Linked DNA regions of Mus musculus: region 1 is linked to region 2. A link is a loop called in an ENCODE intact Hi-C map of the cell type or tissue named here. Cell type or tissue: left cerebral cortex. All regions are shown on one strand. Links, peaks and the distances in the headings refer to the core of each region. The heading gives the core; the rest is flanking DNA. Region 1 holds the start of Wnk1 (WNK lysine deficient protein kinase 1). Region 2 holds the start of Fbxl14 (F-box and leucine-rich repeat protein 14).

The links. Peaks named below come from ENCODE experiments on the same cell type or tissue, not always from the same donor. Only the 100,000 strongest peaks of a DNase experiment are listed, where the experiment ranks them.
Region 1: it touches region 2 in a loop (4-fold over the local background); 10 of 42 quality-filtered maps call a loop at or near these places.

Annotation. Positions count from the first base shown.
Region 1 is chr6:120,034,933-120,043,259 of GRCm38, reverse strand. It overlaps Wnk1 (WNK lysine deficient protein kinase 1), which reads left to right and starts at 4,605. Exons shown (of 28, transcript NM_001199084.1): 1 at 4,605-6,386. The coding sequence starts at 5,628. In left cerebral cortex, for the core only: CTCF peaks have their summits at 3,451 (motif pointing left) and 6,105; DNase peaks (open chromatin) are centred at 4,479, 5,104, 5,810, 6,111 and 1 more place; H3K4me3 peaks cover 5,089 bases; H3K27ac peaks cover 3,044 bases.
Region 2 is chr6:119,478,335-119,486,643 of GRCm38, reverse strand. The region is part of intron 1 of Wnt5b (wingless-type MMTV integration site family, member 5B); the gene reads left to right. It overlaps Fbxl14 (F-box and leucine-rich repeat protein 14), which reads right to left and starts at 6,976. Exons shown (of 1, transcript NM_133940.3): 1 at 2,758-6,976. The coding sequence starts at 6,784. The coding sequence ends at 5,582. In left cerebral cortex, for the core only: a CTCF peak has its summit at 3,477 (motif pointing left); DNase peaks (open chromatin) are centred at 6,226, 6,416, 7,418, 7,637 and 6 more places; H3K4me3 peaks cover 4,848 bases; H3K27ac peaks cover 2,560 bases.

The sequences.
Region 1 (8,327 bases), core at 282-8,281, 560 kb before region 2:
GTGCAAACATTACAGAGGCAGAAGAATGAGTGGTTTTTGGGAATGAGAATGGAAATCTCCCTCATTGCTTGCATTAAGTCAGATGAGCAGACTGGCAGGTGCCTGTAGTTCATCTTCCTTTTCCTCTGTGAAATGCAGACCCAGGGAGATCTGCAGATTTTTAAATGCCCTTGAGCTGACCCAAGCCTGACAAACAAAGTAATCACCATTACAGAGAAGGGGTGAAGGGGTCCTATGGACCAATTTCACCCTCTGCAAGGAGTAACCACTTCCCCTTTCCTCCTTCCTCTAAGCTGCTTCTCATTTGTCCTCCTAACTAGATACTCCTGCAAGACTAGAAGCTGCTCTTAGGAGCCTTGGGAGTGGACTTGACACCTCTGATTCATAATAACTTAACCCTGTGGAATTTGACTAATATCTCTCAGCTGTCATTCATTCATCTCTCCTCATGGCTTTGTCTGTTAACTCAGCTTAGTTGCAAAAAGGGAAATTCCCACTCCTAGTCGGGTGGAGGTTCCTCTGTAGACCATGCACCATCCTGTATATCACATTAGCTTCTTAAATTTCACAATAACCAAAGGTATATTACACCTGCTTTTTTTTTTCTCTTTCTGAACACACAGAACACCAGAGGTCAATCAAAGAGTTATTTAATTTGTTTATTTAATCTGCATGTGTGTGTGTTTGCCGTACTAGGGATCTGACACAAGAAGGCCATACGCACGGCAGCATGCGTTCGGCCACTGAGCTGCATTCCCAATCCATAATTTAGTTCTCTGAGAAGTGTAACCTCCTCTTCTACAGAAGTTAAATCAGCTTAGTGTACTTGGGCATGTGAAGCAGTGGCTTTGGATAATCCTAATGTTGCCAGTGTTAGTATTGGTAGAGTTTTGTTTTAGTAATGATCAGCTTGGTTTTCTTCCTAAATGCTCTACAGTCTTAGCTATCCTAATGCGATGTGTGGGTCAGAAAAAGCTTCTGAAATTGGCATGGTCTATGAACAACTACTCAACAGCCTTGTTGTTTCATTGATTAATTGATCCACTAATTAATTAAAGAGGGTCTTCGGTGCTCATAGATGTCAGAAGAGGGCATTGGGGGCCCTGGAGCTGGAGTTACAGACAGTTGTGAGCCACCATGCGAGTGCTGGGAATCAAACTAGGGTCCATTGGAAGAGCAATCAATGCTCTTAACCTCTGAGCCATCTCTCCACATTAATCTGTTTACTCCTTAGGGTTTTGCTTATAAAGTGAAGATTAAAAAGCTTACTTCCTGTGAAGTAGTTACGAAGTTCAGATAGGCCTGTTTGTGTAAAGATCTTGACATATAAGTAACTGTCTGATCAATGGTAGACATTATTTTACAGAACAAAGTGAGTGAAGACTGAAAAAAAAAAAAGGAAACGTGCTGACCTCTTTTTAAACGTTTCTGACAAGTTAATATTAATTGTATAGCAAGACTTCTCTATGTGAAGTTTATCTAGATACACTGAGTCAAGGAATCATAAATAAAACCAAATCATTTTAGAAGGTGATCTATGACACAGAGGTGAAAATAAGGGATAATGAAATTTGAGGGAAGAGGAGATTATTTCTAGATAAAGAAGTCAGAGGGGTTTCTTGACTGACATTCATACTTGAAGTTGAGATCCATACTATCCAGCATTCAACCTGTACATAGTGAGCTTTTGTAAAACAGTAAACACAAGCGAGAGCTTAAAAGAAGGCCAAGCACAGTTGGGAATGACAGGAATGAAACAAAACTCATTCACACGCAAGTCAAAGGAACATGGAAAAGGAGGGAAAAAAAAGAAAAAAGAAAAAAAAAAAAAAAAAGGGAAAGAGGCCCTCCATAAGCCACATCCAGGAAGCTACCGGGAACTGTACCATACTCTAGATCAAGTATGTGTTCAGTTCATTTCAGCCACTGTCTACCTTAAAGCTGTTGCCGACTTTTATTGCCTGTAAGTTATCAATGGGAAGAGAGAAGCATGAATCAACACACTGAAGAAGAAAAACAGATTTGCATTCTTGGTCACCCAAATGCCAGTGCTTCAGATGTTCATTCTGAGTGCATTTGTGTATACTAAGCTCTTCCACACACTTCTTTCTTCCTTTCTTTCTTTCTTTCTTTCTTTCTTTCTTTCTTTCTTTCTTTCTTGGCTTTTTTAAGACAGGGTTTCTCTGTATAACCCTGGCTGTCCGTTCCACACACTTCTATTTAGTCTCTTGCTGGTTTGTGTGGACGGGAGAGAACTTGAAAACAAACTCCAGAGAAAGGGAAAGTATGATCTGGAATTATAGTCAAGAATAACAGGGAACTTAGTACGGATTTAATCATTATAAAGAGAGATGAACATGTGAGCGTAGTAAATCTCCATACTATAGTTCAACCTTTAAGTCTAACCGTCCCACACAGCGACGATACTCACCATTGTATCTGTTTTCCTAGTAAAGCTAAGTAGGAAAAGTTGTCATGTGGATAAGTGTGGTTTTTAAAGTCAATGATTAGTAGGTTATTTATAATGACTAGGTATTCTTGCTTGAAATGATGTGTTGACAGGTCATGGCTATATTATATATATTAAGGAAGTTGTGCCCATTGTCATGTGACCAAAGTTGCAGGGTTTAGTAAATAAGAATAAGCAACAACGATAAAATTGTTTCAGAACCACCTGGACAGAAATATCCTAATTTCTTTTTATAGAAACAAACATACAATAAATAAAAAAAAAACTGTGATTTACTGGTCTTTTAAAAACCCACCACTGTATAATTAAGTTTCTTTGTGTTATAAACAAAGTTTTCTCTGGTAAAGCAACTTTGAGAAAATTATAATCAACAGTCTTAAGAAGTACAAGAAAAATGCACTTCATAGTTACTTCTTCATTTGCTGACATTAGATTTATCACTGGAGATAAACCACTAATTAAATGTACTAAAACAGACTTACCATTAATAAAGTGAACTAATGATTTTCTAAAACAGTAGAGCACTAATATTTCAGTATTCTTCCTGCCCCTTCTGCACTTGTATTTCAAACTGTTCACAACCTGCCTTCTTTATTAAATCTAACAGCCATAGGGTTCAAACAAACACTAAAACTTACATGGTAGATTTCGGCAAGAAAAAAAAAAAGGAAACGTGCTGACTTCTTTTTAAACGTTTCTGATAAGTTAATATTAATTGTATAGCAAGACTTCTCTATGCGAAGTTTATCTAGATACACTGAGTCAAGGAATCTTCCGTTTAGCCGCTTCCAAATCACTCAGAGATCCTCTCATATAGTCTTGGACAAGGAAAACGCGCTTCAGAGCTCGCTCCAGTCCTGGGCTGCGACTGCAGCGTATTCACGCTCGGGTGCGGTTGCGTACGTTTAAGCGCTTCCCGCTCTCACCGGTTGGGTTAAGACTTGTAACTGCCATCTGGCTCATAAATTTGGTTTCCTACTCTGTCTGGTGCCCCCTGGTGCTCATCACAACTATAATCTTACGTAGTAGCAAAGGTGGTCCAGGAAGCACTAAAGATATTTTGAAGAGAAGAATTCCATTACTGTAAACTGCACGGATCTAGGTTTCCGGAGATCCGCGCCTTGGTATAAATTACATATGTGTACATATGCAAGTGTAGTACAGAAAGGGGATGTTTTACTGAGCCACCGAGGCAGGGTATAAGAAAACAAAAGGAAAATAATTTTTACTCAAATATAGAGGCAAAAGTCAACTATGTCCTCTCAAGTTTGTAATCAAAGATTAAAGATGTAGAATATCTTCGAACTCGACCTCCTCCCATGCTTGTCACCCGCCTCTCCCCGCCCCCTACACCTCCCGTTCCCGTTAAGTTTCCGGCAAAGCAAAGAGGTTCGCTCTGATCCTGGGTTTTATTTAGTAGGCAGCCCATCTTTGCAGCCAAAGTACTTGTTTGGAAACTGGAGATGAGCATGCGGCTTTAGTTGTTGTGAAGAAGAGAAGGATGGAATATATTTTGTTTACCCTCACCCATCTAATCAACAGTGATGGTATGTGCACTCTTCACAAAGTTTTCTGGGAGTCTTCGAATTCAGGCTCAGGTTATTCAGCTTTACCTCCTTCTCCACTCCCACACCCCTAGTCACAACACTAAGGAGGCTCTCCATTAAAGACGAACAACATCATTTTTCATTGCATGGCAGCTCTACGAGCTATCTAAGCAGAACATGACGGAAGTCTCTCATTCTCTCCTTTCTTTTCTTCTCCTTTCTTCTCTTCTTTTGCAATTGATTCCTAAATAATGATTTTGATAGCGAGCACTGAGTTTGGAACGGAATTGAGCGACCCACGATGACGCTCCCATCAGGCTTTCAGATGGGGCGGTTTTCAAAAAAAGGAACTACAATTCCCAGGAGGCACCAGGCTAGAGCAATCGCAGGGCATCACGGAAGTAGTAGGCGCGTTCCTCCCGGGTTCCTTTCACGGTTTTCACCGCGAAACTACAAATCCCATCGTGCCTCGAGCTCGGCACGCCTGCGCGAGAGCCCCCCGAGCGCGATGTGGGCGGGGCCGCCCCGGGCGGCGGGGGGCGGGGTCCAAGCGGGCTGTGTGGAGGCTTCAGACATCGGCGCCATTTAAAGCGGAGAGTTTTCCCGGGCGGACGCGCTCCTTCTGCTCGGCTATTCCGTACTCCCTTCTTCGCTGACAGAAGGCGCCTAGTGGGGTGACTGCTCTTTTTCTCTCCCTCTCCCCCTCCTCCCAGTTCTTTCGGTCTCCTCTCCTCCTGGCCAGAGAAGTAGCGGAGCCCGGGCCCCGCGGTGAGCGGCCCTCCCCTCCCCACAGTTCCCTCCCTCCTCTGCCCCCGGCGCCGGCCAGAGAGGGGAAGAGGTTCGCCAGGCCCGGGGCGGGCGGGGAGGCCTCGGGGACGGGGGGGGCCGCTCCTCAGGCTTCGAGGCTTCGAGGCTTCGGCCCTCAGCATCTAGTGATGGGCGCCCTCTGAGACTGGTCCCCTCTCCGGGGCGCGTGCTGCCTGAGGCGGCGGCCGAGCGAGCGAGCGAGCGAGCGAGCGACCGGGAACCCGGGCCGCGGCCCTCCTTCCCCTGCGCGGCCCCTCCCACTCCTGTGCCCCGGGCTGCCACCGCCCGGCGTCGGGGCTCGTCCCTCGCGCGCTGTGCCTCCGCCCTCAGGGCCTATCCCGCCGTGCTCGGCGGGCGGGCGGCGACGGCGGCAGCGGCAGCGGAGGGAGCTTAGCCGTCTTCACTTGGGTCGCATCCTCTCGCCCAGGAGCCAATTCCGCGCCCTGCTCCTCATGACTGCGGCGCTTCTGCTGCCCCAGCCCTACCGGCCTCCGCTCGCTGCAGGATGGATGCGGACTGTGCGGCGCTAACCCCCGTGGCTCCGCTCCCTCCTAGCCCGCCGACGAGCCCGCCCCGTGAGCCGCAGCAGCTTCGGTGCCAGCAGCAGCAGCCGCCGCAGCAGCCGGACTCAGTGTCCCGCGTCGCCCTCGGGGCGCCTTGTCAGTGCTGAGTGGGAGTCGTCCGGTGGTTCGGAGCCCGCCGTAGGAGCGCTGCCCAGCACTTCTTGGTGGCTTCTCCGGGTCACCCTTTTCCCTTTTCATTCATAAATCCGAGCCCGCATTCTTCACTCCATCGGACCGACCATGTCTGACGGTGCCGCCGAGAAGCAAAGCGGCACTCCGGGCTTCCTTACGCCTCCGGCGCCCGTCCCCAAGAATGGCTCAAGCTCCGATTCTTCCGTGGGCGAGAAACTGGGGGCTACGGTCGCCGACTCGGGAGTTGGCAGGACGGAGGAATATCGGCGCCGCCGGCACACTATGGACAAGGACAGTCGTGGGGCGGCCGCCACCACCACCCCCACGGAGCACCGATTCTTCCGCCGAAGCGTCATCTGCGACTCCAATGCCACCGCGTTGGAGCTGCCGGGCCTCCCTCTCTCTATCCCGCAACCTAGTGTACCTGCAGTGGTGCCCCAGAGTGCTCCACCCGAACCTCACAGAGAGGAAACTTTGACCGCCACCGTTGCTTCCCAGGTGTCTCAGCAACCCTCGGCTGCTGCCTCCCCTGGGGAACAAGCCGTTGTAGGCTCGGCCACCACGACCGTCCCCAGCAGTACCAGCAAAGACCGCCCGGTGTCCCAGCCCAGCCTCGTGGGGAGCAAAGAGGAGCCACCGCCGTCCAGAAGTGGAAGTGGCAGTGGTGGCGCCAGCGCCAAAGAGGCGCAGGAGGATAGGAGCCAGCAACAGGATGATATCGAAGAGCTGGAGACCAAGGCAGTGGGAATGTCCAATGACGGTCGCTTTCTCAAATTTGACATCGAAATCGGCAGAGGCTCCTTTAAGACAGTCTACAAAGGTCTGGACACCGAAACCACTGTGGAAGTCGCCTGGTGTGAATTGCAGGTAATGCCCCACCCCCTTTTTTCTTATTCGGTCGTTTGGATCCCAAATTTGGCTCTGTTAAGCCAGTTTGTCGAGTTCACTCTTTACTTGTAATTCTCTGACTCTGAGAGGGCGGGAAGACTAGTGTCCAAAGAGGTTGAAATTGGGAGATTGTGGAGCTTGTAGTTAGTTAGGTGTTTGGAAAAGATAGGAACTATTGGTGTCAAGAAGGATTGTTATCAGCCAGGGGTAAAAAGAGTCATTTAAGTACAAACTTGTGTGTTTAATGTCAGGCAGGAGACATGGAATTATTGGAAAAGGGTTTCCCTTCGTGTTGGGGATCGAAGAAGTGGGGCCTGGACAAGTGCTTTCCCACTGAGCTAAATATATCCTCAGCCTTTGGGAATTTTTTTTTTTTCTTTTGCTTTAAGTAAATATCAAACCTTTTTTTCCTGTACACTTCATTCTCTTCTAAGCCTCTGCAATAATGAACTGCCTTGTGTGTTTCCATCTCTAAAATCTGATTGTTAGACAAGACCCTGTACTTTTAAGGAACAACTTTCTTGATAGCAGAATATCATAGCATAGTAGCTAATAAAGGCATGCCTGGAAATCCCAACTACTTACTCTATTGGTCGAGGCAGGAGAGCCTCAAGTTCAAGGCCAGTCTGGCCTGGGTAGTGAGACACTGTCTTTTTTGTTTTGTTTTGTTTTGGTTTTTTCGAGACAGGATTTTGTATAGCCCTGGCTGTCCTGGAACTCATTCTGTAGACCAGGCTGGCCTCGAACTCAGAAATTCACCTGCCTCTGCCTCCCAAGTGCTGGGATTAAAGTCTTGCACCACCATCAAAACAACCACCCAGTCCCTGATTCCCAACTCTCTTTCCCTTTAAGTGCTTTCAGAGTAGGAAGGTACAGTATATACCTACCAATATAACCACCTACAGGTGCTTAAGCCTTATGGCTAGCTGTGATCTGACACTGTTCATTAGTCTGTCTTCATCCTATTCAGTCCATAGTGAATAGTAAAAGTCCATGCAAAATTGTATAAGTGCTTTGAAAGTTGTGATAATACCATCATTGTTGTAATATCTTATAAAAGACTTTTTGTGAGTGTCCCAAAGTATAGCCCAGACTGTCCTGAATTTGTTGATCCCTCTGCCTCAGCCTCCAGAGTATTAGAATTATAAGTTAATGCCACTATGCCAGGGATATAAAAGATTTTTAAATGAAACTTCCCAAGAGTCCGAGGGATTACAGTGCTTTCTTCCTTCCTTCCTTTTTTTTTTTAATCTCAGGGAAATTTTCAGGTTATAAATAAAGTGCAGGTATATGCTAGATTAGTTTGGACTACTAATTGCTTGAATTATAGCAATAAATAAATGTTATTATATTTATTATATAAATTTATATTTATATAAATAATATAATATAATATAATATAATATAATATATATTATAGCGATAAATAAATGTTATTATAAAGCATCTATATAAATATTGGTTTGTTAGCACTTGTTCACATCCAGAAATGAGCATGTATTTGTGGTGGAAGCAGAATTTCAGCTACATCATAGATGAAAGTGCCACTACTGATTTCTTGTCAAGAAAATGGACCAAACTGAAATAGGATTGGAAAGTAACTGAAATAATCTCAGAACTTGATTTACCCAAGAATTAATAAACAGCTTGGTTTCCAAATGTCCCAAGGTCATTTGAAATGTGAAAGGAATAATGTTTGGAATTTGCTTCTATGTGGTGGTGCATGCCTTTAATCCCGACACTCGGGAGGCAGAGGCAGGCGGATTTCTGAGTTGGAGGCCAGCCTGGTCTACAAAGTGAGTTCTAGGACAGCCAGGATTATACAGAGAAACCCTGTCTCAGAAAAAAAAAAAAATGGAGTTTGCTTCTAAATATCTAGTGAAGGTGAGCAATTACCCAGCTTCAACAATTATCAGCATA
Region 2 (8,309 bases), core at 1-8,000:
CACCCCAACCCCCCTCGGCATATAAGGACACGTGGTGCTTGAGCCTTACACAATTCAAAAGTAGAAGAGCAATGAGCTAATCAGAACTGATGCCCAGGGCATGGTGGCTCATGTTATAATCCCAGCAAGGTCTGAGGCCAGCCTGGGCCATATGGTGAATTCCAGGTCAGTCTACGTTAGAGCGAGACCCTGGCTCAGAGAACAACAATAACTAAAAGCAAAACTTTCTTTCCTTGCTTGTAAAGTGAGTACACTCTCTGGGCTAACTTACGGCAGCCAAGATACTGGAAATTGCCGTTTTGTTGGCATAAGGGTTAAGTGGCTCCCTCAGATGCAGATGTACTGTGGCAGTAATGTCACCTCAATGGAAGACAGGGTTTGCAGAGTACCATACATGCTGGGTGGCTACAGGCAGTTCCACCTGGCAAGACCGAAGTGATCCCTGGCAAGGAGGAAGAGGCTGAAACTGATCATTTGGGAACACTTCCAGCACTGTTACAACCCAGAAATACAGGCCGTGCACTTACATCTCACCAGCTGTAAATTACGAAGTCGCCACAGATTTAAATGAGATTTCTTAGCTACTTTGTGAGATTTGCTTTAAAAAGAACTTACCATTTACTGTCGGAACAAGTACGCTGACAGAAATGAGCTGTGTGGCCCCTGCGTGAGCTTTGGTTTGAACGGAGCTGGCTTCCAACCCTGTCCTTTCCTCATTTCCAAAGTCTCACACCTTCTCCAGGGTTGGCAATGGCATAAAATATAGGTCTTTCCTTCCATCAGAGGATCGAATTAGCTCTCTAAAGGAGTGAGGTTTGATGCAGGAAGAGAGGGGATCCCACGACTTCTGGAGCTCCACCCACCTAGGCAGAGCAGAACCAGGATCAGAAGGCAGAGCCTCTTCCTTTCAGACCTGGGAAGGCAGCTGCCAGCTGCAGGAGGCCTTGGCTTTGTTCCAGAGATCTTATCTCTTAATGAAAGGGCTCTTGTTCCCTGAAAACCCAGTGGTCCCTAGGGGCTACAACTTTCTCCTCTGCCTTTGAAAACTTAAGTTCAAAGCTAGGCTTGGTGATGTCTGTACTTTCAGCACTAGGGAGGCTGAAGCAGGAGGGTAGCTTATTCAAGTTCCCAGGACATTGAGTTCCAGGCTAGCCAGGGCTACACAGAGAAACCCTGTCTCGAAAAACCAACCAAACAAACAAACAAAAATAAAACAAAACAAAACAAACAAAAAAACCCATAACGAGATCAACACCCTTCCAGGGAAGCCTCAGGGTTTGGAAGATAGATCATATCTATCATATCTAGTTGTCCTTTTTCTGTGGGGCTATGGGGTGGGTTCCTATGTAGCCCACCCAGGTTGGCTTCCAACTCAGTGAATAGCCAAGAATGGCCTTGAACTTCTGTTGCCCTGAGTATTAGAGGGAGGGGTGGCCGTTTATGTGATGCTGGGGAATGCATCTGAGCTGCACCCCTAGCTCCCACATCCTTAACTTTAAGAAGAAAACTACAATAAAAGAAACATGTATTTTTAATAAGATGTTTATTATAGATTTGAAATTTTTTTTTAAAAAAAAAAAATCCATTTGTTTTCTCTTTAATGGTCCTGGTCCCAACTTTCAGTGTTAGCAGATGTGAAGTGGGCAGTATCCTCCCTGCTGCCTCAAGTGGGGGACGTCCAGATGGACTTCCTGCTCTTCCTGCCTGCCGTGCCTGAGGGGCTCAGCAAGGGGGACAAGTTTACACCACCCCCTAGCAGGTAGCCAGAGGTCCACTGTGACCCTCGGACACTGTAGAAGCTGTCTGAACCCCATTTACAGTTGTATTTATAGACATTAAAGGAAAAGGCTACTGTTGGTGAGACCCCTGAAGAAGTCCTTTTCCAGGTGATTGGACTATAAGGTTTATGATGAATTCATACACACACACACACTACCCCAGTGGCTCTTTTCTCTCTCCTGTGAGACAAGAGTCTTGCTATGTAGCCCTGGTTTACCTTAAAGTAATCCTCTTGCCTTGGCCTCTGTTGGGGCATGAGCTTCCATTCCATGTCCAGCTTTTTCCATTTCTTGTCTCAGTGAATCCTGAGCCTCCAGCCTTCAAAGCCTCTCTCCTGCGACGTGGGCAAGGATCAACCCTTCCTGTACTGACCCGACCCCTACTGTCTTTGAAACAGAAGCTGTACAGGGTACACCCAGCTCCCACTCATTTCTTTGAGGGTCACATCACAGGAAACCAAGATAGAGTCAGCAACCAATCTTCCTGAGAAGGGGGTTAGATTGAATTGTGGCTCCCTCCCTGGTTAGGCGATAGGAGGCAGTTTATGCCCCACTGGAGAAACAGGGAGATGTTTCAGTAGATCGCTTGAAGGGTTAAAAACGTAAAGTACCATGCAAAGCCCACATGGGTTCCCAACGTGTATTCCTCCCCCCCCCCCCCCCGCCCCATTCAGAAAGAAACTAGGCCATGGACACTAAGACCCATGCCATGATCTTAACTTGCAAATACTAATTTATGACCCTTTAAAGACTTACTTTTATTATGTGAGACTTACATGTGTGCCTGTGCACCTGAGTGCAGGTGCCCACAGAGGCCCCTGGAGATGGGGTTACCTGAGACTGGGGGCGCTGGGAGCTCCACGTCAGCCTCCTGCAAGGGCAGCATGCACTCCCACCACCGAGCCGTCTCTCCAGCCCCTTAACCTTACACTTAACAATTAAAACTCAAACAAACAGAAACTGTTGCAGAGTACTGATCGTGGGATTATTTGCTTATCCGATGGAGACTGGTATCGCGGCGTGACTTACAGACCGGACCACAGCGGGACCCTGGGAGCTGGGTGAGATTCCTAGGAAGCAGGCCTGATTCAGACTGCTCTCCAGGATTCCTACTTTTTGTTGTTGCATGCTTTGTCTTTAGGGAATAGAAATCTGTATTGTCCCTAAAGAAAGGGAAGATAGATCTAGTGTGGGACTCAGAGCAGGTTTTGGTGACTTGAGAAAGGAACGGCACAGCTTTTCTGTTGTTCAGGCTTAAAGCTTAGAAAGTGTACAGGACCGTCACACCCTGCAACAACCTGGGTTCCAGCTGTCTGCCGGGAAAGATGGGTTGACCTAGGAAAGATGGGTTGACCTAGGAAACCTGGGTTTCTAGTGGAGAAAGTGACCTCAGAAACAAAGCCCACCAACGTGAACCCAGGGCTGCGACTCGCTCACTCCCGCCTCTGTCCCTCGGCTTACAGAAGTCACAGTGCTGCTTGTCTATGTAGGAGAACTATGCTAACATTGCTGGTATCCATCTATCCGCCCTTAATCCAGCCTGTACCCTTACCAATGGCTCAGTGGCCAGCCTGGGCACTAGAAGGGCTCCAAACGAAAGTGTGCCTTAACTTTGACCAGTCTAAGCCCCAGCAAAGGGTCTGCATGCAGGCAGGCCTGAAGGGGGATGTTAAAGAGCACTGCTGCCCCCTTCCGCTGGACCTGCACACACACAGGAGCACGCAGGACTGGGCCAGCCAGCTAGGACAGCACTTTCAACTTCCCCGGAACAATGGCTGGCTCCCTCTGCGTCTTACTGCGTGTCCCTCACTGTGCACCCAATGTGAGGACACCCCTCCTACTCTCGCATTTCCAGAGCTCAGGACCGGCTTCTTCACAGTTACCCTGGATCTCACCTCTACCACCACCATTCCCAAAAAGAAACTGGCCACTCTGACTCTTCCAAGTCTGGTCTCTTAAAAAAAAAAAAAAGTTTCATTTTCTTTCAGTTTCCATGTTGACAGTTTAAAACCAAAATTTATAGAACTCTCCAGTCTGATCACATTTCTAGAGACAGAACATTTGGATGTCAGTGGTAAATCTTACACAAAAGAAATTCTCAACCATAAACTTACAGCACATGAGCCAGCTGAACTCCACCTTAGTTCCAGTTTCTGTGCACTCCTAACACCTCCCACCTGAGCATGTACCCGACACACAATGCCTTAAAAATAATTCACAGATACAAGGGGGGGATTTTGTGCTTTTTTTTTCAAAAACATACTTCATATTTCCTCTTTTATTATATAAATATCAGTTTAACCTTTTGCTGTAAGAATATAAACGTTTTAAGAGGATCTTTGTTATTTATACAAATTCACAAACAGTACAATTAATTGATAAAGGTCTCTGGGTTTCTCCATGGTCTCTCATGTTGCTGTGGAGGACTCTAAAAAAATAAACAAACAAAATATCCAACAAAAATATACATCCTACTCAAAAGCGATTTGTTTTAAAGCCACAGTCCCAACCCCCCACCAAAATAAAGTCATCTATTCCTCCATTTAGAAACAAAAGTTTTCAAACCCACAAGCTCCCGTTTCGAGAACAGAACTCAGACAGGACATGAAGTTCAGCCTCCTCCCTTCATTCACATAGCCTCAGGCTCTCTGCTGACACGGCTCACTCCCCGACAGGACGGGAAGCCTCACTAGCTAACAGCCTCACTAGCTAACCTCTCGGTGGGAAGACTTGCAAGAGGGTTGGGGTGGGGCATAATTTGCATATATAATACTCCTCTTCAAGACTCAAATCTGCATCTCAAACAAACAAACAAAAAGGAAATTCTGCTCTCATTTCTCCCATACATTTGTGCTATAAATTAAATCAATATAGAAACATGGTTGGGTCATCAAAGCCCAATAGACTGGGGGTGGGGTGGGGGGTGGGGTCGTAGCCAGGATGCGGAAGTGGGGCACATTGGGTACAGGGAGGTTGGGAAGAAGCCAAAACCAAAAACAGATACAAACCCAGTGGGCATCTTTCCAGTCTAGGCACAAAAATGTTTCAATCTCAAAATATCTCTCTTGTAGAATTCCAGGGCTTAAGAGAAAAAAGTAAACTAAAACGAGGTAGCCAGACATATATATATATACATACACACACACACACACACATATATATATATATATATATATGAGAATATACTCAGCAGAAAGAAAAAAGAACAATGATTTCAAATTTCTTTGAAAACTAAAAAGGAAGCAGATAAAAAACAAAACAAAAAAACAGAACAAGAACAAAACCAGAACCGAAGTGAGTTGCAGATACCAAAGGGGCAGCGATGAGAGGAGACTGGCTACAAAGTGGATGAGAAGGCTGTTCAAGTCGGGCTTGCTTTCTACACGTTTGGAATTAAAAGCCAGATCACAGTATCCAAATGAAAGTGTAAGTGAAGGCAGGCATCTTTCCTCAACTCCTCGGGGTTGAAACGACTAGTCCCTCCCCGCCCCCACCCCATTTCCAAATGCAGTGCCCCAGGATACAGTTGTCGGTGGCTGAAAGTCTCCATACCCTGCAGAAGAGTGGGCAGAGAAACAGCAGGGTCCATCTCTCCCCTCACTGGGAAAGGAGAGTGGGTAGAGGGAGCAGAACAACTCCAGACGCAGTGGAGAGGGGCGCCAGACTAGGAGAAGAGAGCCCAGGCTTCCGTCATCGCCCCACCGCGGCCACTGCCCTGAACGTGTAAGTGCGCGCGTGAGTGTGCGGAACAGTGGTGGTCCTGGGATGAACAGGGCGGGGCGGGGGAACTGGAACTGCCGCCCTCACCTGACCTTCTCACTGTCCGTCATCTGCCAAAGTCCCAGGTTAAGTACCTTGAGGCAGGGCAGCTGCGTGATGCGCTCCAGGCCGCGCTTGGTGATCCTGGTGCAGCCGTACAGATCTATGCCCGTGAGCTGGCTCAGGTGCTCAGCGATCAGCTCCAGGCCCTTGTCCGTGATGCGCACACACTGTCCAATGTTGAGCGTGCGCAGCCCGTGCATCTGCCGCACCATGCGGTTGATGCCATCGTCACTGATATGGCAAGAGCAAAGGGAGAGGGACTTGAGGCCGTCCAGTCCCTGGGCTATGTACGCCAGACTCTGATCTCCCACCTTGTCACAGAACGACACATCCAGACCGGAAAGGCGCAGGCTGCCCATGGCCAGATGCATGATGCCGGTGTCGCTGATGTTGTCGCAGGAGCGCAGGTTCAGGCTGCGCAGGCTGCCCATGTGCGACAGGTGCAGAAGGCCCGCGTCCGAGATGCCGCCGCAGAAGCTGAGGTTGAGGAGCCGGAGGCCCGTCAGCCCTCGCGAGATGTGCTTCAGGGAAAGATCCGTGAGTTTCTGGCAGTCCTGAAGAGTGAGCTGCTCCAGGCCCAGGCAGCCCTCGGCAGCGCTGCGCGTCATGCCGGCCAGGTGCCCGATGCCCACATCCGAGAGGTGGCGACAGCTGCGGAGATTAAGGCTCTTGAGGCGCTGCAGCCCCCAGGCAATGAGCAGAAGGCCGGTGTTGGTGATGTTGCTGCAGCCCCCCAGCTCCAGCACCTCCAGGCCCTTGAGGTACTGGGCTATGCGGCCCAGGCTGCTGTCGGTGATCTGCTTGCAAAGGCTCAAGTTGAGAGCGCGCAGCGAGCCGATCTCCTGCACGAACGCGTGGCCCAGGCCGTTGTCGGTGAGGTTGTAGCAGCCGCTGAGGTTGAGGCTCTCGATGTTCGCCATGCCCTGGATCACGTAGCTGAGGCTGCGGCGGAGGCTGAGGATCTGCACGCGGCGGATGCCCCGGGCCTGCAGGCTGGGGAACAGCGACGGGTTCGCCCGGCGCAGGTGCAGCTTGGCCTCCACGCCCCGCCACACCGACTTGTGGTAGGCGGCGTCCCGCCAGGCCGTGCACACCTGCGCCGCGCGACCCTTGTCTCGGACGTCCAAGTAGCCGAAGATCATGGCCAGCAGCTCGGGGAACAGGCACGAGATGTGGGTCTCCATCTTCCTCCCGCCGCTACGCCGCGCCGGGTGCAGGAGGCGCGGGCGCCGCCGCCGCCCCGGGAGGCGCCGAGAGCGGCCCGCCGCGGGCCAACGGCCGCCCCTCCCCGCCTTCCGGCCGGGCCGCCGCTCCTCCTCCCGGCGCGTCCGAGCGGCGCTTCCTTCCTGCCGCCCTTCCCGCCCCCGCGCGGCCGCTCGGGCCTCACATCCCGGCCGGGGCGGGCGCCGCGTCCGCGCCCGCGCGCCGCCCCGCGCCCTGCGGCATCCCGCGCCCGGCCGCGTCGCTGCTGCGCGCGCCGGCGAGGCCCGGGCCGGGCGCTCGGGCTGCGGACGGCTTCCTGCTGCCTTTGTCTGCCGTCCGCGGTTCAAACTGCCCAGCCCCGGGCTGCTCGCACTCGGCCGCTGCGCGGGGGGACTCTGGGGCCGCCGCGCGCCGCTCCTCCCCCGCCTAAGTCGCGCGGGTCCGATTCACGGCCGCGGGCGGCGGGACGCGGCGAACTCACCGGCGTGATCGGGCCTGCGCCCTAGGAGCCGGCCAGCCGCGCTGCGCCCTCCGCGTCCTCCGCGCCGGCTCCCCCGCTCAGTGGTACGCGCCCGCGCCGCCGGAACTGGTGGAGCCGTTTCCTTGGAAACCGGGCTCTGCCCTCGGCCGCGGAGGCTTAACCCCATGCGCGCCGGGATGGCTGGCGGCCTCGCCGCACCGTGCAGCCCTAAAGAGCGCCCGATGGCCCACGGGCTGCTCCCCTCGGTGTCCACGCTTACTCCACGCCCTCTCCCGCCCGCATACTTCATCCTCTCTTGCCCGCATATTCCATCCCCTCTAGCCCGCGTTACTTCTCAGAGCGCCTTTAACCATCTCACCACACCCACTGCCCCAGTCGGGCGGCCTTCCCACCATTCCTTTCTCTTTAGTAGTGAGTCTTAATTTGGTGGAGAAAGTGGCTTTTAGTCAGCATAGTTTGACAGCTCTCGTTCTAGAAATTTCTGGAAGTTGTCCAGTGTGCCTGCCTTCCACAATCTTGTTGTTTCCATACACCCATGTGAGTTCCTTTCCCTTTCAACTTTGTGTCAAAACTTCCCACTGCTTCTGCCCCTGCCTTGCGCTCTAACCTACACCAGGTTTTGTCTTTTTCCTCGGCCACTTAGACTGTAGATTGCACGGCCCAGCTGTACGGATACCTAATACATCTGTATGTGCTGACACACATACACTCTTTGGTCTGGTTAAAGATGCTCCAGCCTTATGCTTTATGTATATTTTATGAATCTAGGGCAGAGCTCAACTCTATACAGTGTAGCCTCGGGTCTTAAATATCTGCATGAAGGATAGGATTTCAGAATTGTATTTTTATGACCCCTGAAGCCAAGAGTTTTTAGTTCAGAGAAAAGGAACCTGAGAATCTTAAATAAGTTACAAGTTCACACATCTAGATACAAAACAACCTGACTTAGCTGTTTCCTTGACTCTTTGGGAACCTGAACAAGACATCATCATCATTATTATTATTAATACATTGTATTTCTTTAA